Linked DNA regions of Homo sapiens: regions 2 and 3 are each linked to region 1. A link is a loop called in an ENCODE intact Hi-C map of the cell type or tissue named here. Cell type or tissue: CD4-positive, alpha-beta T cell. All regions are shown on one strand.

Region 1 (8,000 bases):
CATTTCTTCTGAATGTCATCCCTGAGATTCTAAACCTTCTGAGTAGGAGTAAGAAATCAACATGAAACCTGAGAGAAGGAGCACAGCAGTGCTGTGGACAGAGAGTGCAGACCCTGAGAGTGGGAGCACACACACGACAGCCTCCCCCAGCACGTGGCTCTCCCCAGGTTGCACAGGGCCCTTCTCTGAACTTGAATAACGTGGACTAAAGGAGAGCTGTCATTTCTTATAGAATGTATCAGTTAGCAAAAAAATCAGGTTGAAAAATCTACCCCTTTACATGGCAGAACACTGGGGAGCTGGTAGAAATGAGTTGAGTGGTGAGTGATGAGTCATCTTCTGTTCCCTGATGGGATTTTCCACCTGCCCACTTTAGGGGAACTCCATGCTCTTGTGGCAGCAGGTTCACAAAACTGGAGGCAGTTCCCCCTTTCTAGGATCTCCGTTCATCTCCTGAGGCCGCACATCTGCACACACCATCCTCACTGGGCAGCTATTACTTCGTGACACAAAGTGCCAGGCACTGCACTTGACACTTTACCCACGCTGTTTCCATTGGTTTTGCACAAAAGCTCTACGAGGTAGGTGCAACCGTTCTTATTGTACACGGAAAGGAAATGTGGCTTAGGGAGATCAAGTATTCACCCTATGTCACAAAGCTAGTGAGTGGAGGAGCTAGAATTAAAGCATAAGTGGGTTTAATATCAAAATCCCTTGTCTTAACCACTGAGCTATACCGTTTCCCTCACTGTGATGCAGCAACAGCCACGCATTTCACTGCCATTCATGGCCTCACAGCACCCAGTGCTGTGCAGAGCTGCACATCAATCAACACTTCTCACGTAAGGGCTTCAAAAGAACTGTTGAAACAGACAACTTACTATGAAAGCCCAGCAAAAGACGTGTCCCAAACAATGCCTCTTCATGTGAATGGAACAGGAGGTTCGTGACTGGTCTCCTGAGAAGGTGGAAACACTAACCCAGGAAGGCAGCTCAGGACCAGAAGGGAGCACCAGGATGTTGTCTGGGACAAGGAAGAGCCAGGCCCATTTCCTAGGGATCAGGGAGGTCGGCGACATCTGAGGCCCCAGGTCGCTGCCGGGTTCTCGGAGCCCACGCTGACTCTAGACTTCCTTGGCTCTGAAATGCAGGTGGGTGTGGGCTCTGCCACCTGCCGGGGGGTCAGCAGTTGCCTCTGCGAGTTTCGAGGGGAGAAACCTGAGGGGCTGCAGCAGCCCTGCAGAGGGAGTGGGAGTGGCAGCATAGTCCATGTTCACTCACAGCTCCCAGCCTCCTCCAAGGCGGGCCAAGGGGAGAGGCAGGTGCTTCTACCATTAGCATCTGACATGAGGGATAAAGTAGCTGAAATACAGGGGTAAAAAACTATTTCCACAGGGCCAAGCAGAAACAAAAATAAAATTTTTATTCATATTGGCGTTTTGTTATAATGCGTATGTATTTTTACCTTTCCCTATTTCGGGTTGTCAGCTCTCTCCCTTCTGAATAATCACTGAAACAGCAAGCATGGTATTTGACTCTTAATGGGAAGGCAGGGTGGGAAGGGAGGCAAGCAACATTTGCCTTTTATTATTTTTCTTCTTCTTTAAAAGAATCTAACAAACACATCTACTCTATGCTGTATTTACTGTGCTTCAATAGCAGGTAAGGGAAGAGGATGTGCTTGCGTGTGTAATTAACCAAAACCTTCCCAGGATCAAGAAGTCTGTGATGAATAGATTCACTATGCTTTTAAATTTTAAAAAGTGAAATTTTAAAAAGTGAAAACTGACAGAAGTACTCAGACACAAGTAGAGTTAAAAATCCTGAAGCCTCCTTGCTATGACGCCAGCCCTGCTCAGTACGTGACGGAAGGGAGGCTCACAGGGATGGTGTCTGCGACCCACTCAGCTCTGCCATTTACCATCACCTGACTTTAAGCCAGTGTCTATTTTGTAGGGCTGCTGTGGGGACCAATATGAGCTGAGAGCTCTGCCAGGCACCCTACATGATATACCTGTAAGGGAGCGTCCTTCTGCGGCCTGAACCTGAAGCTCTTCAGAGGGACCCATGCTGGGCTCTGAAGAAAGTGACTCACCTTGGAGGAGCAAGGGCAGGTCACATTCCATGATGAGAAATTCTCACACCACCCTCCTTCATATTTGACTCACATCATGCAGCATGGACTTCCACTCCAGTAAATGAGTCCTCATTTGTGGGCTTAAAAATCTTTTTGTTACCCAGCTATTTGGTTCTTGTCAACGCTACTTCCTGAATAAAGGTCTTCCCTGATAGTAGGAACAAGTGGCCCAAGCTTCATTCATCTCTAGATAAATGTGAAGGCCGTGCTCAGCACAGGAGTCAGCTGACTGGCTGGGCCCCAAATTAGAGTGCTGTTAATAAGTGCCAACCACCCGCCATCACAGCTGGAGCTGCCCTGGCATTGATAGCTGGTCCACACTCATTTACATTCTCTTCACGCAGCCATGCAGCTACTGTAGGAGGCTGCAGATGCCTGTTTTTTAACCAACAAACTGGTTCACTGCAGATGTGAATTTTGGTTGTACTTCACGGCTGTAAAGTTAAAAACAGCAAATGCTACAAAGAATAGGATGGGAACCTAGAAAGGGCAGAAAAACAAGCAGGGAAGAAAGCTGGCAGGTGAGAAAAGATAAATAAATACAAGTGACATTGGGAAAAGATGGGTGGTTACACAACCACACACACATTTGCAGTTTCCACGAAAAGACTACACCAGATGTTCTTCAGTTACTCTGATTAAACTCTCACCACCTGATGGTCTCTCGTCGTTAGCGCTTGCTTCATGAGTGTGCCTAAACCTCCACCTTGTGGCCCTAAGTTTCTGGAAAACTTGACTTACACAGCTCTGAGTTTATAAAGCAAAGTTATGGCTGTGGCAAGGCAGAAAAGACTCAACAGTGAAACTTCTGACCCTAAGAATACATATTCCAGAAGCATCACCTTCAAATCTCCTTTTATGTAACACTCTTCAGTCTCACACCAAACACACCCAATTCATTCCTAAAAGCAGCACACTGAAAACAAACTAATGAATTCTTTATCTGAGAACACACAAGGGAGCTGAGAGCCTTGACAAAAGCATTCCATCATATCAATGAAACAAAGACTCTCTCCATTTCATCAAAGATACAGTGTCTTATTCTTCAGGGATTCCAGAGGACTGATTCCAGCCATTCAAGTCCTCCTCCAGAGGCCGTCTTATATTAATACGTTTATATTAATGCCGTATTAATATAAACGCCTCATTTCAGAGCGACAAGTTCCTGAAAAGCCAACTGGAATTTATATTACTGGCAAAGACACTGCAATGAGAAAGCAGGTGCCCTTAGTCTCACACGGGTCAAAATTAGCTTGTGGCTCATGTCTTAAATATCAGGAATCCTCAAGGATTAGCGACTGCTTTAGCCATCTTGCTACAAAGAATGGCATAAGGAGAATTTGCACAACTGAGAAAGGTAAAAGCGTATGCGCTAATAACATGGACTTCTTAGATAAAGTCTAAATGCACGTAGCGATTTGCTTTGGTACTGAGCCCAAAAGAACTGTGTCAATTCTGCTTACAAAACAGTGTTTTGCTGACACATACTTTTCAAACACCCAAGAGGAAGAAAACCCTTTCCTCATGGAGCATCTGTGCCACCTAGTGGCAACTCGTTCCACAGCCCACAAATAAGGACAGAAGATTAGGCATAAACTCTCCTTTCTCATCCAAAGGACAAGGTGGGGACTTCTCTCATTCCTCTGGTGGTCACTGAGCCAGCTCCACCAGGCCGTCACTGCCTCAGGTCCCCATATAACATTTTTCACTTTATTTTCCATGATGGGCCAAACACCTACAATCCTTACCCTAACATTAGAAACTAAAATGTGAATGCTGTTATCCATAGGTGAAAGTCAAGTTCTGAAACATACTGTAATCCATCATGTAATCATAACACACATTCTCTCCACTGCAAAACGTTGCTGAGGGGCATAAAAAGATGTGAATAAATGAAAAAACATACTTTAAACTTAGCATGGCCCAGCATTTCTAAGCTAATAATAATCTCCCTGATGGGCACCTTACCCCTCTCCTCCTCTTTCCTCCTTTTGCTGCTCATTTCAGACTCCAAAATCTTTTTCCAGCCTAGATCTCTCCCTGTGTTACTGACCCGGATCACTGATCTAGGGTCACTGATTTATGGAGCACCTACTATGTGCCAGGCATTGTAAAAACACGTACACACTGGATGTCTCCCCTAAAAACTCAACATGTCCAAAACAAAAGTAATCTCTCCTGAATCTTTTGGATTCCATTTCCAGTTTTGTAAACAGCATCATCAACTACATAGTGGTCCAAACCAGACACGCCTGTGAGACCTCTGGCTTTCTCCCCACCTTCACATGCAACATATCACCTTCTAATCCTCTACCTCTCAAATCTGCTCCTGTTCTCCAACTCCAAGGGCAGTTATGGTCCTTATGATCCTTATCAGTCAGGATGTGCTAGGTTATGCTGCTGGAACAAACTCAAACCTCAGTAGTTCAAAACAGACTTTGTTCTCACTCATGCTGCACATCCCTCTTGGCAGAGGGAAAAAATGAACCATATGCCCTTTAAAAAAAACTGCGGTAGGCTGGGCACGGTGGCTCACCCTGTAATCCCAGCACTTTGGGAGGCCAAGGCAGGCAGATCACCTGAGGTCAGGAGTTCGAGACCAGACGGACCAACATGGAGAAACCCCGCCTCTACAAAAATACAACATTAGCCGGGCGTGGTGGCACATGCAGGTAATCACAGCTACTCGGGAGGCTGGGGCAGGAGAATTGCTTGAACCTGGGAGGCGGAGGTTATGGTGAGCCAAGATCATACCATTGCACTCCAGCCTGGGCAAGAAGAGCGAAACTCCATCTCAACAAAAACTAAAACAAAACAAAACAAAACAAAACAAAACAAAACAAAACAAAACAAAACACCACTCTGGGAGGCCGAAGCAGGTGGAGGATTACGAGGTCAGGAGATCAAGATCATCCTGGCTAACATGGTGAAACCCCGTCTCTACTAAAAATGCAAAAAATTAGCCGGGCATGGTGGCATGTGCCTGTAGTCCCAGCTATTCAGGAGGCTGAGGCAGGAGAATCGCTTGCACCCGGAAGGTGGAGGTTGCAGTGAGCTGAGATTGCACCACTGCACTCCAGCCTGAGCAACACAGCGACACTCCATCTCAAAAAAAAAAAAAAAAAAAATTGTGGTGAAAACACACAATACAAAAACTACCCAATTAACACATTTTTAAGTGTACAGGGTCTGTTAGCAAAATGTTGTACAGCTGATCTCTAAACAACTTAATCTGGCATGACTGAAACTTCCCACTGCACAGTGACTCCCCACTTTGCCTTCTCCCAGCCTCTGGCACCCAGGGTTCTACTTTGTGTTTCTATGAGTCTGACTACTTTAGATCCTGCATTTAAGTGGAATCGTGCAGTATCTGTCCTTCTATGACTGGCTAATTGCACTGAACACAATGTCCCTCAAGGTGGTTTATCTGTGTTGTTAGTATGTGCCAGGAGTTCCTTCTTTTCAAAGGCTGCATAATATACCAAATTTTAACCATTCATCTGTTGACGAACATGTCAGTAAGTGGTTTCCATCTTGTGGCTACTGTGAATAATGCTGCAATGAACACAGGAACATGCTGAGATCCTTTCCCAAAGGATTTCAATTCCTTTCCACCGGCTGCCTTTTCACTCTGTTGATGGTTTCCTTTGCTGAAAGCATCTTAGTAGTCACTTGCCTGTTTTTTGCTTTTGTCACCTTGTTTTTGGTATTATACCCAGGAAATCATTGCCAAGACTGATGTCATGAAGCTTTCCACCTACGTTTTCTTCTAGTTTTTATAGTTTCAGGTCTTACACTTAAGTCTTTAATCCATTTAAAGAGTTGATTTTTGTGTTATGATATGAGATATGGTATCAGCGTCTAAGTTCATTCTTTTGCATGTGGATATTCAGTTTACAGAGCACCATTAATCAGAGACTACCTTTTCCCCCGGTGGGTGTTCTTTGCACCCTTGTTGAAGATCAGCTGATCATAAATGTGTGGATTTATTTCTGAGCACTGTATTATGTTCCATTGGTCTACATGTCTGCCTGTTTAAATTACTGTAGCTTTGTAATAAGTTTTGAAGTCAGGAAGTGTGAGGCTTCCAGCTTTGTTCTTCTTTCTTAAGACTGTCTAGGATATTTGGGATCCTTTGTGGTTCCATATGCATTTTAGGGATGTCTTTCCATTTATTTATGTCTTCTTTAATTATTTCAGCAGTTTTTTATAGTTTTCAGTGTATAAGTCTTTACCCACTCCTTGGTTAAGTTGTTCCTAAGTATTCCAACTTTTTTGATGTATTATAAATTAGATTTTCTTAATTTCTCTTTTTGGAGTGTTTGTTAGTGTACAGGAACGCAACTGATTTTTATGTGCTAATTTTGTATCCTGCACCTTTACTGAATATATTAATTCTAACAAGTTTTTTTGTGGAAATTGCAGATTTTTCTATGTATAAGATCATGTTATCTGTGAACTTGCACGGATATAGATGCTTTTGCTTTTTCCTGCCAAATAGCTCTAGCTAGGGCTTCCAGTGTTATATAGCATGGAAGTGGTGACAGTGATATCCTTGCCTTGTTCCTGATCTTAGTAAAAAAAAGCTTTTCAGTGTGTGTGTGTGGTTTTTTTTTTTTTTTTTTTTTTTGTGACAGAGTCTCACTCTGTCGCCCAGGCTGGAGTACAGCGGCACAATCTCTGCTCACCGCAACCTCCACCTCCCTGGTTCAAGCGATTCTCTCCTGCCTCAGCCTCCCAAGTAGCTGCGATTACAGGCGCACGCAACCACACCCAGCTAAATTTTTGTATTTTTAGTAGAGACAGAGTTTTGCCATGTTGGCCAGGCTGGTCTCGAACTCCAGAATTCAGGTGATCCACTTGCCTCGGCCTCCCACAGTGCCAGGATGACAGGTGGGAGCCACCATGCCCGGACAGTGTGTTTAGTTCTCATACTTTGTGAATTTTCTTGCTGTTTGTGATTTCTAAGTGTATCGCCTTGTGGCTGGAAAAGATACTTGGTATGATTTTGATCTTAAATTTGTTAAGACCTGTATTATGATCTAATATTCTCCATCCTGGAAAATGTTCCATGCGCAACAGAGGAGAAAAAGTGTTTTCTGTGCCTGTTGGCTAGAATATTTTGTATGTGTCTGTTAGGTCTATAGTGTTGTTCAAGTCAGCTGTTTCCTTACTAATCTTCTGCCTGGTGGTGCTAACAATGATTGAAAGTGAGGTATTGCAATCTCCTACTATTTTTGTGTTATTTTTCCCTTCGGCTGTCAATATTTGCTTCACATATTTGGGTGCACTGATGTCGGGTGCATATACAGATGGTCTCCAACTTACAATGGTTTTACACTTTTTGACTTTACTGTGGTGTGAAAGTGATACACATTCAGTAGAAACTGTAATTCAAGTACCCATACAATCATTCTCTTTTTCACTTTCAGTACAGTACTCAATAAATTACATGAGATACTCATACTTTATTCTAAAATAGGCTTCCTGCAAGAAGATTTTGCTAAATCGTAGGCTAATATAAGTGCTCAGGCTTTTGTTTTCCTTTTTTCAGGAGCTTGCAAGCTCTTGCTTCTTCTGGTGCCTGTCTGAGGTATCACAGGCCCTCTGGAGCTGCTGTAAGCTGCCCAGCTCTTTTTTGGCCTCAGCAGCTCCAAGGCATCTAGAGTAGGTTGGGTTCTGCCAGCAGTGAGTTGGGTGAGACAGAAGCCAGTCCCTCAGGCAGCCCCTTGAGAAGCCCAAATGCTGAACACATGCTCTACTCTTCCCCTGGACCCAAAAAGCAGCCTTCGAGGTGCACTGGACTCTGCCTACTGTACCGTGGGTCCTCTGGCGCAGTACAAACCACCCAGCTTTCTCTTGT
Region 2 (8,000 bases), 310 kb before region 1:
CTGGTCCACTGGGCCGATGTCTTCTCTCCAGCACCGCCTTGTCAATAATCATGCCATTGACAACACCCACAAACAAAAGGGCTACCCGATACCTGTTCTCTCATCCAATCATTCAAACAGCACTCCCAGCCGGAGCAGTGGCTCATGCCTGTAATCCCAGCATTTTGGGAGGCCGAGTTGGGTGGATCACGAGGTCAGGAGTTCGAGACCAGCCTGATCAACATGGGGAAACCCCATCTCTACTAAAAATACAAAAAATTAGACGGGTGTGGTAGCAGGCGCCTGTAGTCCCAGCTCCTCAGGAGGCTGTGGCAGGAGGATCTCTTGAACTCAGGAGGCAGAGGTTGCAGTGAACCGAGATCAGCCTGACCAACATGGTAAAGCCCTGTCTGTACTAAAAATACAAAAATTAGCCAGGCGTGGTGGCGCACGCCTGTAATCCCAGCTACTCAGGAGGCTGAGGCAGGAGAATTGCTTGAACCCGGGAGGTAGAGGTTGCAGTGAGCCAAGATTGTGCCACTATATACTCTAGCCTGGGCGACAGAGCAAGACTCCATTTCAAAAAATAAATAAATAAGTAAAATACAACCAACAATAAAAAAACAGCTCTCCCACACAGGCATCAGGTCTCTGCTCTCCCGTCTGTAAAATGGACCTAATGGGCTTAATAGGCCGGGCACAGTGGCTCATGCCTGTAATCCCAGCACTTTGGGAGGTCAAGGTGGGACGATCGCTTGAGCCTAGCAGTTCAAGACCAGCCTGGGACACATGGTGAAACCCCAACTCCACCAAAAACGAATACAGTAGTTAACCGGGCGTGATGGTGTGCACCTGTAGTCGCAGCTACTCAGGAGGCTGAGGTGGGAGAATGGCTTGAGCCTGGGAGGCGGAGGTTGCAGTGAGCTGAGATTGCACCACTGCACTCCAGTCTGGGCGACAGAGCAAGACCCTGTCTCAAAAAAAAGGGCCTAACAGTCCCTCCCCCGGGCAGGGCTGGCTCTGAGGCTGAAGTGAGCTGAGTGTGCACTGGGCTGTGGTAAGCACCCTGTGTGTTTGTGGTCATCACTAGGATTTGTTGGCCAAAGAGAAAAGTCTCAGGGACAGAGAGGTAGTGAGCTGGTGGCAGACAGTCCCGAGAGGCAGGCTCTCCTCATCCAGACCCTCTGGCATCTGCCTTGGCTGGTTAAAGTGGGAGGCTCAGGTGCGACCCCAGCCTAGAAGGCCCACTCTGTGCAGGCTGGGCACCCTCGTGCCTGGATTCAGATGCCTTCCCCAGAGTGTCCAGGAAGAGCAGACTCGCTGACCTCATCTGTACAATGGGCAAAGTACTGTAAGGACTGGATGGGGTCCTGTGACTAGAGACGCCTCTGGCTGAACCTGTCTCCTCCTGGGCTGAACACAGCAGCCGCAGGATTCGGGATGACGGTCAGACCTGGCCCCGCAGGAGGAAGTGGAGGGAGAGTGGCTGGGGAGGGCCGGAAGAGCCCTAAGCCTGCAGCAGGAGCTCCAGGGCTGCAACCTTCCAGGAACCACGAGCACCTACAGGACACCTGGGAGGAGGAAGGAGGAAGGAGGGAGGAGGGAGAAGGAAGTACCTAGCGCCCAACATCCAGAACCTGTCAAAGCCAGAGAAGACAGAGGAGCTTGGAGGTCTGCAGGCCCATTCCTTTGCAGGCAGAAAATCAAAGTGAGGCTCTAGAGAAATCCAGAATCTGCTCACGACCCCGGGGAAGCCAGGCCTGCAGAGCCCCTACATTGAGGGGCATGGCTGCAGAAATGCAGAAGAAAAGGCCCCAACAGCCCCAGGTCCCCCCGCTCTGGGAAATTTTTTTTGTGGAGATGGGGTCTTGCTATGTTGCCCAGGCTGGTCTCGAACTCCTGCCCTCAGGTGATCTTCCCACCTCCACCTCCCAAACTGTTGGGATTACAGCTGTGAGCCACCATGCCCGGCCTGCTCCTGTAATTATTAATGAGCCTACTGTGTACCAGGGATACAGTGCTGAGTAGATCACACTAGGCCCTGAACTCAGGGCTCACTCCGGTGGGAAAGCGGGTAGTTCATGAATGATGAGATAATCTGTCGTCACAAGCAAGTGATGGAAGTGGGTGCGGAAGAGGGGGTCTCTGAGCTGAGCCGGAGGAGGACTGGAAGGTGGTCTGTGGCATGGGGTGTCAGGCTGAAAGGAGAGGAAACAGCTCATACAAATGCCCTGTGACAGTGACAAGAAGAAGCCCTGAGCGTTTGAGAAACAACAGGGAAGCCAGGTGACCTGGGACCCACCAGCCCCAGCTCAGCGATGACAACAGAGGGGCACATGAAGTGGCCAGAGTGGCTGGGACGTCAGCCCAGCAGCCCTCAGCCCCGACCCCGGCATGTTCCTTACCTTCATGGGCGTGGGCGGCCCACAGCTGCACCATGGGCAGGTTGCTAGGGGTTGGGGAGCGGAAAGACAGGTCAGAGGGCAGTGGCACTGGGCTCCCATGGGACGAGGCCGAGGGCCCCATCCCGCTGGCCACAAAGCTGCCCAAGAAGGCCTCGCCTGCAGAGAGAAGTTGGGAGGACCGTCAGGCAGACAACCAGGGAGGCGCCGCCGCCCCAGCCCACCGCCCCGACCCACCGCCCCGAGACCGCCGCCTCTCCCCAGCTGTGTGGAGCTGATGCTGGCCAGGAGACCAAAGAGGGTTCCCCTGCTCCGGCCCCACCCCTGGGCTGCAAGATGGTCCTGGATCAACCCAACCAGACCCAGGGCTTGAGAAAGCACAATACGGCAGGAAGCCCCCCACAGCAGACCCTCAGCCCTGGGCACCCCGCACCCTCGGAGGAGGGCCTTCCACCCCTGCCGCCCAACCAGCCCAGATCCGGCCCGGCACCATTCTCCCCATCTGCAGGTGGAATCCTGAAGTCGGTGGCGCACTGGGACTTCCAGAGGCCACAGGGCAAGGCGGTGGGGGACTTACAGGCGGGGGGCTCATATGCTGAGCTCTGCAGGCCCAGAGAGGACACCCACCCTCCAGCCAGAGAATCACCTCCCACAGCAGCCCTAGCCAGCCCCGTGTGCCCATTTCACAGAAAAAGAAGGTGAGGCTCAGAGATGGGAAGTGCCAGGTCACACAGCCAGAAAGCAGGGACTCAGAATGCAGCCCTGCAGGGTGTCCCCCAGCCCATGGCTGGCACCACCGAGCCACAGTGGCTTAGGGAATGAATCCGTGATGAATGGAGCGGCAGGCGTGGGGGCCGCTAAGGGAGCCCCGTGGAGGGCAACCCCTCCAGACAGCAGGCCCCACCCCGGGGTCACTGCCAATAGGGGCCACGGGGCAGACTGCTGCTCAGAAACATGATGGAAATCAGCAGGGCCTGGGTGGAAGCCACAGCCAGCCCCGCCATGCCCCACGTGGCCAGGCCCACATCGGACAGGGTGCCTCCCAGCTGCCACCCAGGGGCTCTGTCCCACGAGCCCCAAACGCCATCCCCTCTAAGGGAAGACCCTGGCAGGCCTCTGGGTCACAGGTCAGAGAGAAGCATGCAGGCCCTGGCGCACGGGGCTTCCCTTACCAGGTCTCGGTTTGCACATCAACAAAATGGAGATAAACATGCCTCCCTTCGGGAATGATAGGGAAGGAAGCATGTGTTTAACCACAATGACAATATAATGAGGCCGAACACGGTGGCTCAAGCCTATAATCCCAGCACTCTGGGAGGCCAAGGCAGGCGAATCACAAGGTCAGGAGTTAGAGACCAGCCTCACCAACATGGTGAAACCCCGCCCCTACTAAAAAGACAAATACAAAAAATTAGCTGGATGTGGTGGCGGGCACCTGTAGTCCCAGCTACACGGGAGGCTGAGGCAGGAGAATCGCTTGAAGCTGGGAGGCGGAGGTTGCAGTGAGCTGAGATCGCTCCACTGCACTCCAGCCTGGGCGACAGAGAGAGACTCCGTCTCAAAAAAAAAAAAAAAATGCTAAAAATTAGCTGGGCGTGGTGGCGGGCACCTGTAATTTTAGCTACTCGGGAGGCTGAGGCAGGAGAATCACTTGAAGCCCGGAGGCGGAGGTTGCAGTGAGCCGAGATCGCTCCACTGCACTCCAGCCTGGGCGACAGAGAGAGACTCTGTCTCAAAAAAAAAAAAAAAAAAATGCAAAAAATTAGCTGGGCGTGGTGGCAGGCACCTGTAATTTTAGCTACTCGGGAGGCTGAGGCAGGAGAATCACTTGAACCCAGGAGGTGGAGGTTGCAGTGAGCTGAGATCGTGCCACTGCACTCCCGCCTGGGCAACAGAGTGAGACTCCGTCTCAAAAAAAAACAATATAATGATAAATAATGACAACAGGCCGGGCAAGGTGGCTCTCGCCTATAGTCTCTGGAGGCTGAGGCGAGAGGATGGGTTGAGCCCAGGAGCTGGGAGACTGCAGTGAGCTGTGACTGCAATTACAACACTGCACTCCAATCCAGGCGACAGAACAAGACCTGGACTCAAAATATAAATAATAACAATAACCAGCCATGGCACCCATTCGCTAAAAGCTGGAATGCACCAGGCACCGTGCAGCTGATTTCAAATCCTCCCAGCAACACCCTCAGGAGGTGGCAGCAAAGCACCTCCAGCTGGGTGCTACCACTGGCCAGCCCCCAGCGGAGGGATTCCGTGTGTACCCTAGAGCTACCTCCTTTAAGGCCCTGTGTTGTGAGCACTGTTTACAGGGGGCATGGATAAGTTATGTGGCTTTGCAGGAGATGTGGGCTCCTAGATGGCCCCGGTCCAGCCTGTGGGAGCTCACAGATCCCAGTCCAGCCTCTGAGTCCCCAGTGCCTCCCTTCTCCCCAATAAAGGGCCTGTATACAAGTGCTCACTGACCGCCTCCCAGGGGCACAGGATCCCAGAATATCCAACCCATCTTCTTTGGGGTACATGTGGGGAAACTGAGGCAAAGAAGGGCAGGGCCTCCACCTTGGGCCCCAAAGACAGGAGTGGGCAGAGCAGCAAGGGGTGCCCTCGGGCCACACGCCATCACCACCACCCCGTGTCCGGCCCCCAACACTCCAGTCCAGCCAGGCCCAGCCCCCTCACCGGACTCCAGCGCCAAGCCCTCGGGCCCCGGGGCCTCGGTGGCCAGTCAGTTCATCCATGCGGCCCAAGCCGGGGCAGCAGGGCCTCCAAGCCCTGCTGAGCCCCGGGCTTCCGCCTTGCTGTGGCAGGCGGGTGGGTAGAAGGCTCCGGAAGCCAGCAGCCAGGGTTTGCGCAAGAGCTTACATCAGCCGCCAGCTCTTCCTGCCGCAGGCTGCACGGAAGCCTAATGGCCCAGGCCGGCCCCTGCCCGGGCTTGTGAAACCCGCCCAGCAGCACCCAGGCCCGGATGCCAGCCAACGGCTCCTGCCCACCACAGGGCTCAATGGCACCCAAAGCCCCTCCTCCCAGGCTGGGCGGGGCAGCCGGGAACCCCCAGCATCCCCAGCAAGGCAGTGCCGTTCTCAGTGCCTCAGTCTGCCACTCTGTAAAATGGACACACAATCCCCACTCAGCTATGGCGATGAGGCCAGCGTGCCACCCCCCTCACCTCACTCTCCAGAACAAACAAACTTCTCCCTGGTCACGTCAGGAGCCTGCCCCTTTCCCGCCTGGCCCGTCAGGCACGAACTCCCAGGCCTCCTAGAATGCTCCTCCTTCACTCCCACCTCGGGTCTCCCTGGGCCCCAGAGAAGCCTCCAACAGCCACACGACCCAAGCAGGCCCCAAGTGACCTGTGACCACCCACAACCCCTCGGAAACAGATCTGCCAGCCTCCTTGTGGATTTCATGCCTCTGTCTTCCCCGAGAGACAGTTCCCTCCTTGAGGGCGGGGACTATCTTCCTTACTTCCTGCCATATCACAGTGGCTGGAACCTGCCACCTGTGACCTGCCACCCAGGACATACTTCTATTTGGGATTACCCAATTGCACGAGTGTTGTTTCTTTTTTTAGAGACAGGGTCTCACTCTGTTCAATTCACCCAGGCTGCAGTGCAGTGGCTCGATCATAGCTCGCTGCAGCCTCCAACTCCTGAGCTCAATCAATCCTCCAGCCTCAGCCTCTTGGGTAGCTGGGACCACAGGCACACATCATCAGGCCCAGCAAAAAAAAATTTTTTTTTTTTTGAGATGGGAGTTTCGCTCTTGTTGCCCAGGGTGGAGTGCAATGGCGCGATCTCGGCTCACCGCACCTTCCGCCACCCGGGTTCAAGTGTTTCTCCTGCCTCAGCCTCCCAAGTAGCTGGGATTACAGGTATACCCCACGACGCCTGGCTAATTTTGTATTTTTAGTAAAGATGAGGTTTCTCAATGTTGGTCAGGCTGGTCTCGAACTCCCAACCTCAGGTGATCCACCCGCCTCATCCTCCCAAAGTGCTGGGATTACAGGCGTGAGCCACCGTGCCTGGCCACCCAGCTAATTTTTTTCTTTTTCTTTTTTGCAGAGATGAGGTCTTGCGATGTTGCCCAGGCTGGTCTCAAACTGCAGGCCTCAAGCAATCCTCCTGCCTTGGCCTCCCAAAGTGCTGGGATTACAGGCATGAGCCACCGTGCCCGGCCTCTTTTCTTTTTTTTAAAGACAGGGTCTCTCTCTGTTCACCCAGGCTGTAGTGCAGTGGCTCAATCATAGCTCACTACAGCCTCCAACTCCTGAGCTCAATCAATCCTCCAGCCTCAGCCTCCTGGGTAGCAGGGACCACAGGCACACACCATCACACCCCACTAATTTTTTTCTTTCTCTTTTTTGTAGAGATGGGGTCTTACTATGTTGCCCAGGCTGGTCTCAAACTCCTGGCCTCGTGCGATCCTCCTGCCTTGGCCTCCCAAAGTGCTGGGATTACAGGCATGAGCCACCCTGTCCAGCCATAAATGTGATTTCCAATGTTCCCAGGGCCAACGCAAAGAGATACACATTAGGGTGAGGAGAGGATCAAGGCATCCCGCAACTCACAAAAGAGGCTCTAAAATAAACCCCGAAGAAGCACAGCCCATGCCAGGCCATCCTGCCTGGTCTCCTTCCATCTCTAGACTATACTCCAAGCCCCCACAGTGCCCCCCTGCCCCACCCACTGCTCACACCCACACCCAAGGACCGAGCAGTTGCCATCCCCCCGTTTCACCAAGAAGGATGCAAGCCTCAGGGTGCCAGGGGGCACTGAGTTAGGCCCAGAGCTCACTGGCCTCTCGAAAGACTTGACTGGAATCCCTCATACCAACCTGCGGTATGGGGGTCTCCCTGCCTCTCGCCCTAGGCTGAGCTCAAGACCTGGCTCCCCAAATCAAGTAACTGGCTGCCGCCTACTCACCCCAGTTATTATCTCACCCGACACCTTAGAAGCTAAGACCAATGACCGTCAAAACCTAAAACACACACCTGGGCACAGTGGCTCACACCTATAATCCCAGCACTTTGGGAGGACGAGGCGGGCAGATCACTTGAGGCCAGGAGTTCAGCCTGGCAGACATGGTAAAACCCCATCTCTACCAATAATACAAAATTAGCCGGGCGTGGTGGCACACAACTGTAATCCCAGCTACTCAGGAGGCTGAGGCAGGGGAATTGCTTGAACCCAGGAGGCAGAGGCTGCAGTGAGCCAAGATCGCGCCACTGCACTCCAGCCTGGGCAACAGTGCGACACTGTGTCTCAAAAACAAAAACAAAAAAACCTAAAACACACAGCCGGCACGATGGCTCACACCTATAATACCAGCACTTTGGGAGGCCTAGGCGGGTGGATCGTGGATCACTTGAGGTCAGGAGTTCGAGACCAGCCTGGCCAACATGGCGAAAACCACCCCCCGCCCCCGCCCCGTCTCTACTATAAATACAAAAATTAGCTGGGCGTGGTGGCAGGCGCCTATAGTCCCAGCTACCTGGGGAGCTGAGGTGGTGCGATCATGACTCACTGCAGCCTCAACCTCCCGGGCTCAAGCAATCGCCCCACCTTTGCCTCCTGAGTAGCTGGGACTGCAGGTGTGCACCACCATGTACAGCTC
Region 3 (8,000 bases), 130 kb after region 1:
GTCCTAATACCTTTTTTTTTTTTTTTTTTTTTTTTTTTTTGAGATGGAGTCTCGCTCTGTCGCGCAGGCTGGAGTGCAGTGGCATGATCTCGGCTCACTGCAAGCTCCGCCTTCCGGGTTCATGCCATTCTCCTGCCTCAGCCTCCCGCATAGCTGGGATTGCCAGTGCCTGCCACCAAGCCTGGCTAATTTTTGTGTGTGTGTGTGTGTGTGTGTTTTTAGTAGAGACTAGGTTTCACCATGTTAGCCAGGATGGTCTCGATCTCCTGACCTCATGATCCGCCCACCTCGGACTCCCAAAGTGCTGGGATTACAGGAGTGAGCCACTGCACCCGGCTAGTCCTAATACATATGTTAAATACAAGGAGTGAAACTTAATGACATTTAGCTCAGGTGGCTTCCACAGAAAAAAGAATAGGGAGCATCTACCCCCATTGTCCAGTCTGTGTCTTCCAGAAAAAGATATTTAAAAAAGAGAAAAAAAGAGCAAAACCCCAAAGGTAAAAGAGAATGAGCAGAAATTTAAAAAGAAGGGAGGAAGATGGCCAGGCGCGGGGGCTCACGCCTGCAATCCCAGCACTTCGGGAGGCCGAGGCAGCAAGATCACCTGAGGTCAGGAGTTCAAGACCAGCGTGGCCAACATAGTGAAACCCCATCTCTACTAAAAATACAAAAATTAGCTGGGCGTAGTGGCACGTGCCTGTAATTCCAGCTACTTGGGAGGCTGAGGCAGGAGAATCACTTGAACCCAGGAGGTGGAGGTTGCAGTGAGCTGAGATCACGCCACTGCACTGCAGCCTGGGTGACACTGTCTCAAAAAAAGAAAAAAATCTTTTACTGTGATGGAAGATGTATTGGTTTCTCTTCCTTTTGTCTTTTTGGTTTTGGATTTTGTGTTCGTTTGCAGCGCATCTCCGTGACATACACTTGCTGATGCTGACCTGAGATGGAATTAATATCTGTTTGTTGCTGAGATGGAATTAATATCTGTTTGTTGCTTTGCTTCTTTTCAGTGGGTTGTTTTTTCCGTTTCCATCTCTGGCTAGTCTTGAAGGCTAGACTTGCGTAGGAGAGCAGACACGAGGACATGAGCCAGTTCTGCTGAGCTGTTACTGTGTAAGGAGCAGGGAGCGCTGGAGGGTGGTTGAACCGTGTCCAGCCAGGAGTTGAGTGGGCGGTGGGCTGGTCACCATGGTTACCGCAGTGGGCCACTAGCTTCACAATTCCGTAGCATCGCTTTGTGCTGCGAATGGGACCTTCCGCTCTTGATCCCCTCCTTGTGTTGACGGCTGCTGCTTGCATCTCCAGGCCTGTGGGTGGAGGGGTTCTCTTTGTCTTCTCAGTCCAGGGTGGGCCCTGGGTCTCTGAGTCACAGTGATCCTGTCCCTCCCCTCGTGTCAGGAGACCTTTAAGCCTGAGCCCAGGATATATTCCTGTCCCTGGTTCAAGGAGGAAGGCACAAGGTCTTGCCTGTGTTCTGGTGGCAACAGGGTTGACTGCCATTCCCCTGGCAGCTTGAGGCTTTTGTTCCTCAGAAGAGAAAGTTCGGGAGGGGGCTTCGCATGTTTCCCTCCACGGCAGCCGCATCCCTCCTCCAGACCTTCACTCCCAAGGAAGTCTCTCTGGTCTTCTGCCCAGCCCCGATCTTTCTCGTGAGCACCCAGAGAGCATTTGTATTAATCAGTTTATTTTTATGTTTGTTTTTTTTGATATGGAATCTCGCTCTTACCCAGGCTGGAGTGCAGTGGTGTGATCTCGGCTCACTGCAGCCTCCACCCCCTGGGTTCAAGCAATTCTCCTGCCTCAGTCTCCTGAGTAGCTGGGATTACAGGCATGCACCACCACACCCAGCTAATTTTGGTATTTTTAGTAGAGACAGGGTTTTGCCATGTTAGCCAGGCTGGTCTCGAACTCCTGACCTCAAGTGATCCACTCACCTTGGCCTCCCAAAGTGCTGGGATTACAGGCTTGAGCCACTGTGCCTGGCCCAGAATTTTTTCTTTATAGATGTATGTTTACAAACTTATTACATGTGCTGTAGTTTGTAGTCGATGTATACAGACAAGAAACAGGCCAGGCACAGTGATGCATGCTTGTAATCCCAGCACTTTGGGAGGCCAAGGCGGGAGGATCTCTTGAGGCCAGGAGTTCGAGACCAGCCTGAGCAACATAGCGGGACCCTGACTCTACAAAAAGCATATATATATATATATGTTTTGAGTTTTTAGACGGAGTCTCACTCTGTTGCCCAGGCTGGAGTATAGTGGCGCAATCACAGCTCACTGCCACCTCCACCTCCGAGGCTCAAGCGATTCTCCTGCCTCAGCCTCCCAAGTAGCTAGGATTACAGGGACAAGTCACAGGAAGCCAAGATTGTGCCGTACCACTGCACTCTAGCCTGGGCAACAGAGCCAGACCCCATCCCCCAAAAAGTTTTCTTATCATTTTTTGGGGGGATGCAAGCTCGCTTTGTTGCCCAGGCTGGAGTGCAGTGGTACAGCACAATCTCGGCTCCCTGTGATCTCTGCCTCCCAAGTTCAAGAGATTCTCCTGCCTCAGCCTCTTGAGTAGCTGGGATTACAGGCATGTGCCACCACACCTGGCTGATTTTTGTATTTTAGTAGAGATGGGGTTTCACCATATTGGCCAAGCGGGTCTTGAACTCCTGACCTTAGGTGATGCACCTGCCTCGGCCTCCCAAAGTGTGGTGATTACAGGCGTGAGCCTCTGCATCTGGCCTGTTTCTTCAGAATAGATTTCTAATAATTACATTTTTGGGTAATGGGTGGGGATTGTAGTAAATTGCACATTGGTTACTGAGACATAGATACACATATTCATTAAGAAAAACTCCAGTCAGTCGTGGTGGTTCACCCCTGTAATCCCAAGGTTTTGGGAGGCTGAGATGGGCAGATTGCTTGAACCCAGGAGTTTGAGACCAGCCTGTGCAATACAGTGAGACCGCCTTCTCTACCAAAAAATTTAAAAATTAGCTGGGCGTGTGACACACCTATAGTCCCAGCTTCTCGGGAGGCTGAGGTGGGAGGATCGCTGGAGCCTGGGAGTCCAGGGCTGCATTGAGTTCTGATTGCATCGCTGCATTCCAGCCTGGGTGACAGAGTGAAACCCTGTCTCAAAAAACAAAACAAAAATCCAAGTCAGGCCTCATGAGATTGAGTCCCTATGACATTTCCAAGGTGAGGGCTTTGCTCTGATAATGGGGATCCTTCAGAGAAGGCTTTCTCCCACCTGTGCCCGCGAGGCGGGGGGTGGGGGTGGTCTCAGCAGTTGATCGGGAGCCCACGGGCAAGCGTGGCCTCTCATATCCTCTCTCCCCACTCTGATGTCTGCCTTCACAGATACCTGCTTTCCCACAACAGCAAGGAAGAACCATGGCCCAGGTGAGTGTGGCATTTCTTTCTACTGCACTTTTTCAGCAGGGATTTTGGATGCTCATAAGAACATGACTAATAAAGGCTGGGTGTGGTGGCTCACACTGGTAATCCCAGCACTGTGGGAAGCCAAAGCGGGTGGATCACTTGAGGTCAGGAGTTTGAGACCAACCTGGCCAATGTGGTGAAACCTTGTCTCTACTAAAAATACAAAATTAGATGGGTGTGGTGGTGGGTGCCTGTAATCCCAGCTACTTGGGAGGCTGAGGCAGGAGAACCACTTGAACCTGGGAGGTGGAGATTGCAGTGAGCTGAGATCATACCACTGCACTTCAGCCTGGGTGACAGAGTGAGACTCTGTCTCAAAAAAAAAAAAAAAATCTGATAAAATGCAAACAGAAGTCAGGATCAGTGAAAACAGGAAGAGAATGGAAGGTCACGGCTGTGGGAAGGACAGGGTGGAGAGACTGTAGAGGCTGCTGCAGTTGTGAGATGCCTTGTAAATTCTTTTTTGAGACAGAGTCTGGCTCTATCATCTAGGCTGGAGTGCAGTGGCATAATCTCGGCCCACTGCAACCTCTGCCTCCTGGGTTCAAGCAATTCTCCTGCCTCAGCCTCCTTACAGGCACCTGCTTACAGGCACCTGCTACCACACACAGCTAATTTTTGTATTTTTAGTAAAGATGAGGTTTCACCACGTTGGCCAGGCTGGTCTCAAACTCCTGGCTTCAAGTGATCTGCCCACCTCGGCCTCCCAAAGTACTGGGATTACAGGCGTGAGCCACTGTGCCCAGCCCGATGCCTTGTAAATTTATATCTGACATTCCTGTCACTTAAAAAAGGCAGGCAGATTCCATCTAATATATGACTTGTGTTGTCTGTTTTGGACAACCGTGTCTAATTCTCGGGGGGAATACAGCTCTTTCAAGATTTAAAGATGTATTTGATCTTTGTATGTAAGATGTGGCAGACCCGTTCCTCAATAACAACCACCTTGAAAGAAACACAACAGGAAATCTCTTGTGACTTTTCTTCCTCTCTGTATAAACAGCAGATATTATGCCAAAGCAGCCGTCTGTGATTCTGGTTGTTTGGGGATGCCGAACACTCAGGTCTACAGAGACAGCCTTGTGTGGTGCCAAGTGACCTGGATGTAACACTGCATTATCTAGAGGAACGAATGAATGAACTGCGTGTTCTTGAAACAGCCTGCCATGTGTACCGCCACACCACCCTGAACGTGCCTGATCTTGTCTGAAATTGCTTGCCATAATGGGTTTTATTTTTTTAATTAAAAAATTTTTTTGAGATGGAGTCTTGCTCTGTCGCCCAGGCTGGAGTGCAGTGGCACTATCTTGGTTCACTGCAATCTCTGCCTCCCGGGTTCAAGTGATTCTCCTGCCTCAGCCTCCGGAGTAGCTGGGAATATAGGCATGTGCCACCATGCCCGACTAATTTTTGTATTTTTAGAGATGGAGTTTCATCATATTAGCCAAGCTGGTCTCGAACTCCTGACCTCAGGTGATCCGCCCACTTGGCTGTTAGCTCTCTTTGCATGTGAGTGACATCAGTGTTTTCCATCAGCCTGGAAGCATTCTCCTCCTCCTGCTCTGAACCCCGGGTTCTAGGAATGTGTGAGTGTGGAGTGCACTGGTTAGAAGTTCTAATCCTTGAAGTTGGAAGAGCCAGAAATCCAACTAGAAGTAGGTTAGGATTAAAAAAAAAAAAAGTAATTCTAGAACTTTGGGAAGGTGAGGCAGGAGGATTGCTTGAGGCCAGGAGTTCAAGACCAGCCTGGGTAATGTGGCAAGAGCCCATCTCTACAAAAAATAGAAAAATTATCCAGGTGTAGTGGCACATGCCTGTACTCCCAGCTGCAGGGGAGGCTAAGGTGGGAGGATCACTTGAGCCTAGGAGGTCCAGGCTGCAATGAGCTGTGATCGTGCCTTTGGACTCTAGCCTGGGCAACAGAGGGAGAGCCTGTCTCAAAAAAAAAAAAAAAAAAAATCTATAAGGCAGCATGCGAGTCCTGGGAAGAGCAGGTGTGCAGTCAGGCTCCAGAGGCATCCGGCAAACCAGGTATCGCCAGGAATCTTTCTTCCCTGGTCTGTGCTTCTGTGACTTTTTTTTTTTTTTTTTTTTTGAGACGGAGTCGCGCTCTGTTGCCCAGGCTGGAGTGCAGCGGCGCAATCTCAGCTCACTGCAAGCTCCCCCTCCCGGGTTCACACCATTCTCCTGCCTCAGCCTCCCCAGTAGCTGGGACTATAGGCACCCGCCACCACGCCTGGCTAATTTTTTCTATTTTTAGTAGAGATGGGGTTTCATCATGTTAGCCAGGATGGTCTCAATCTCCTGACCTTGTGATCCGCTCACCTCAGCCTCCCAAAGTGCTGGGATTACAGGCATGAGCCACTGCACCCGGCGCTTCTGTGACTTTCTTCTCATGCTGACTTTGTCAGTGTGCCCAGAAATAGTGTAGCCCCAGCTCCTCTCCTCACAGCTGCAAGTTCTGCCACGGTGAGGGACTGAATCTCCCTTCAGTGATCCAATTTTGAAAGCTTTTCGGGGAGGATTCTGTTGGTCCAGCCTAGCTCAGGTGTATTAGGCCCTCTGACCAGGCAGCTGTGCACAGGGGCAGGAAGGGGCTGGTCCCAGAGGAAGATGAGGCCTCGTGAACATTACCACTGTCCACTCCAGGAAGGAAAACGTTCACAGAGCCTGGGTTTCTTTGTGCTTTGTGAAGCCAGGGATGTCTAGGTGTTTCACACCAGAAATGTCTCAGAGCAGTAGGAGAGGCTACAACAAGGTGGCGAGCCACACCCACCCTGTCTGTGAAGCTGGAGGTTTCCCTTGTTGTCTTTGTCGGAAGCCACTGTTTTTTGTTTTTTGTTTTTTGGAGAGTGAGTCTCGCTGTGTCACTCAGGCTGGAGTGCAGTGGCGCGATCTCAGCTCCCTGCAACCTCTGCCTCCCGGGTTCACGTCATGCTCCTGCCTCAGCCTCCTGAAAAGCTGGGAGTACAGGCGCCCGCCACCACGCCCAGCTAACTTTTTTGTATTTTTAGTAGAGATGGGGTTTCACCGTGTTAGCCAGGATGGTCTGGATCTTCTGACCTCGTGATCCACCCGCCTCGGCCTCCCAAAGTGCTGGGAGTACAGGCGTGAGCCACCGCGCCCGGCCAGAAGCCACTGTTTTGTAGAAAGCCGAGTCCCACTGGGAATGACTCCCTGTTAGGGGAATCTGTACTAAAGATGACAATGACTGGGTTAAATGCTGTCTGTCCAGCACTCCGTGGTCTCTCTGCTTTTCATATGTTATATCATGAATAAACCCATGAGAGGCATATCTATAGAAATTATATATTTACATGGAAATTTTATGTTTATATAGAAATTAGATATGAATAAATTACATAGAAATTAAGACATTATGTAGACATTGTATGTGTATGTATAAAAACTACATAGACTGTCTATATATATACTAGACATGTATGTAAACTACATAGACTATATATATATATATATATATATATATATATATAATGTATATACATATACATACACTACATAGACTCGTGATAGCTCACGCTTGTAATTCCAGAACTTTGGGAGGCTGAGGTAGGCGGACCACCTGAGGTCAGGAGTTCGAGACCAGCCTGGCCACATGGTGAAACCCGTTTCTACTAAAAATACATAAATTAGCTGGGTGTGTGCCTGTAATCTGAGGTACTCAGGTGGCTGAGGCAGGAGAATCACTTGAACCCAGGAGGCGGAGGTTGCAGTGAGCCGATATTGTACATTGCACTCCAGCCTGGGCAACACAGTGAGACCCTATCTCAAAAAAAAAGTCACTGGCTTCAGCAGCCTTTAGCCCTTGGTCATAAGTTTTTCTAGAGATCAGAGTGTGGTCTGGAAGAGAACCCAGGCTCTGTAGGGTGATTGGGGCTCTGGGCTTCTTTGTGGATTGCCTCTCCCCACTCCCACATAGCTCCCGGTCCCTGCTGCTGCCCCCGGGCTGTGCCCTGCTTGTTGCCCCTCCTCTGCACGCGCTTGTCTCACCACTGGGGACAATTTGGGTCGCCCATTTGCCTATGAACATCCGTCATCACCCCAGCAGCATGTGTCCAGGGGGCCCACCACAGCTCTTTATACCCAGCATCCCCCCTTGACCTCTGCCACAGTGATGAAAGCCCCCCGACTCTCACATACTTTTTTTTTTTTTTTTTTTTTTTTTTTTGAGACAGACTCTTGCTCTGTCACCCAGGCTGGAGTGCAGTGGCACGATCTCGGCTCACTGTAAGCTCCGCCTCCTGGGTTCAAGTGTTTCTCCTGCCTCCCGAGTAGCTGGGATTACAGGTGCCTGGCACCATGCCCAGCTAATTTTTTTTTTTTTTGTATGTTTAGTAGAGATGGGGTTTTACCATGTTGGCCAGGCTGGTCTTGAACTCTTGCCCTCAAGTGATCCACCTGCCTCGGCTTCCCAAAGTGCTGGGATTACAGACGTGAGCCACCCTGTCTGATCTCCTTCAAATTATTTAAACTTTGATTAAACAACATAGTGAGACCCCAACTCTACAAAAAATTTAAATAAAACCAGCTGGCCTATGC

What was found. A loop is a pair of places that touch in the nucleus more often than their neighbours do. Peaks named below come from ENCODE experiments on the same cell type or tissue, not always from the same donor. Only the 100,000 strongest peaks of a DNase experiment are listed, where the experiment ranks them.
Region 2: a loop joins it to region 1, with 1.8 times the contacts of the local background. A loop is called at or near these places in 6 of 110 quality-filtered maps.
Region 3: it touches region 1 in a loop (2.2-fold over the local background); 3 of 110 quality-filtered maps call a loop at or near these places.

The regions. Positions count from the first base shown.
Region 1 is chr7:5,700,975-5,708,974 of GRCh38, forward strand. All of the region lies in intron 13 of RNF216 (ring finger protein 216), which reads right to left. Among named protein-coding and RNA genes, the nearest start is that of MIR6874, 6.9 kb to the right of the region's middle. RefSeq lists enhancers at 233-512, 976-2,175, 7,663-7,732. In CD4-positive, alpha-beta T cell, CTCF peaks have their summits at 3,705 (motif pointing left) and 3,913; DNase peaks (open chromatin) are centred at 367, 787 and 3,667; H3K27ac peaks cover 277 bases.
Region 2 is chr7:5,392,056-5,400,055 of GRCh38, forward strand. TNRC18 (trinucleotide repeat containing 18) reads right to left here. Exons shown (of 30, transcript NM_001080495.3): 3 at 2,385-2,540. Among named protein-coding and RNA genes, the nearest start is that of TNRC18-AS1, 23 kb to the right of the region's middle. RefSeq lists an enhancer at 5,577-5,946. In CD4-positive, alpha-beta T cell, CTCF peaks have their summits at 4,630 (motif pointing right) and 4,831; DNase peaks (open chromatin) are centred at 4,606 and 5,316; H3K4me3 peaks cover 1,701 bases; H3K27ac peaks cover 1,606 bases.
Region 3 is chr7:5,830,168-5,838,167 of GRCh38, forward strand. It overlaps the pseudogene ZNF815P. Among named protein-coding and RNA genes, the nearest start is that of OCM, 47 kb to the right of the region's middle. RefSeq lists an enhancer at 1,253-1,753. In CD4-positive, alpha-beta T cell, no CTCF peak of the experiment used is centred here; DNase peaks (open chromatin) are centred at 3,420, 4,354 and 6,234; H3K4me3 peaks cover 295 bases; H3K27ac peaks cover 3,760 bases.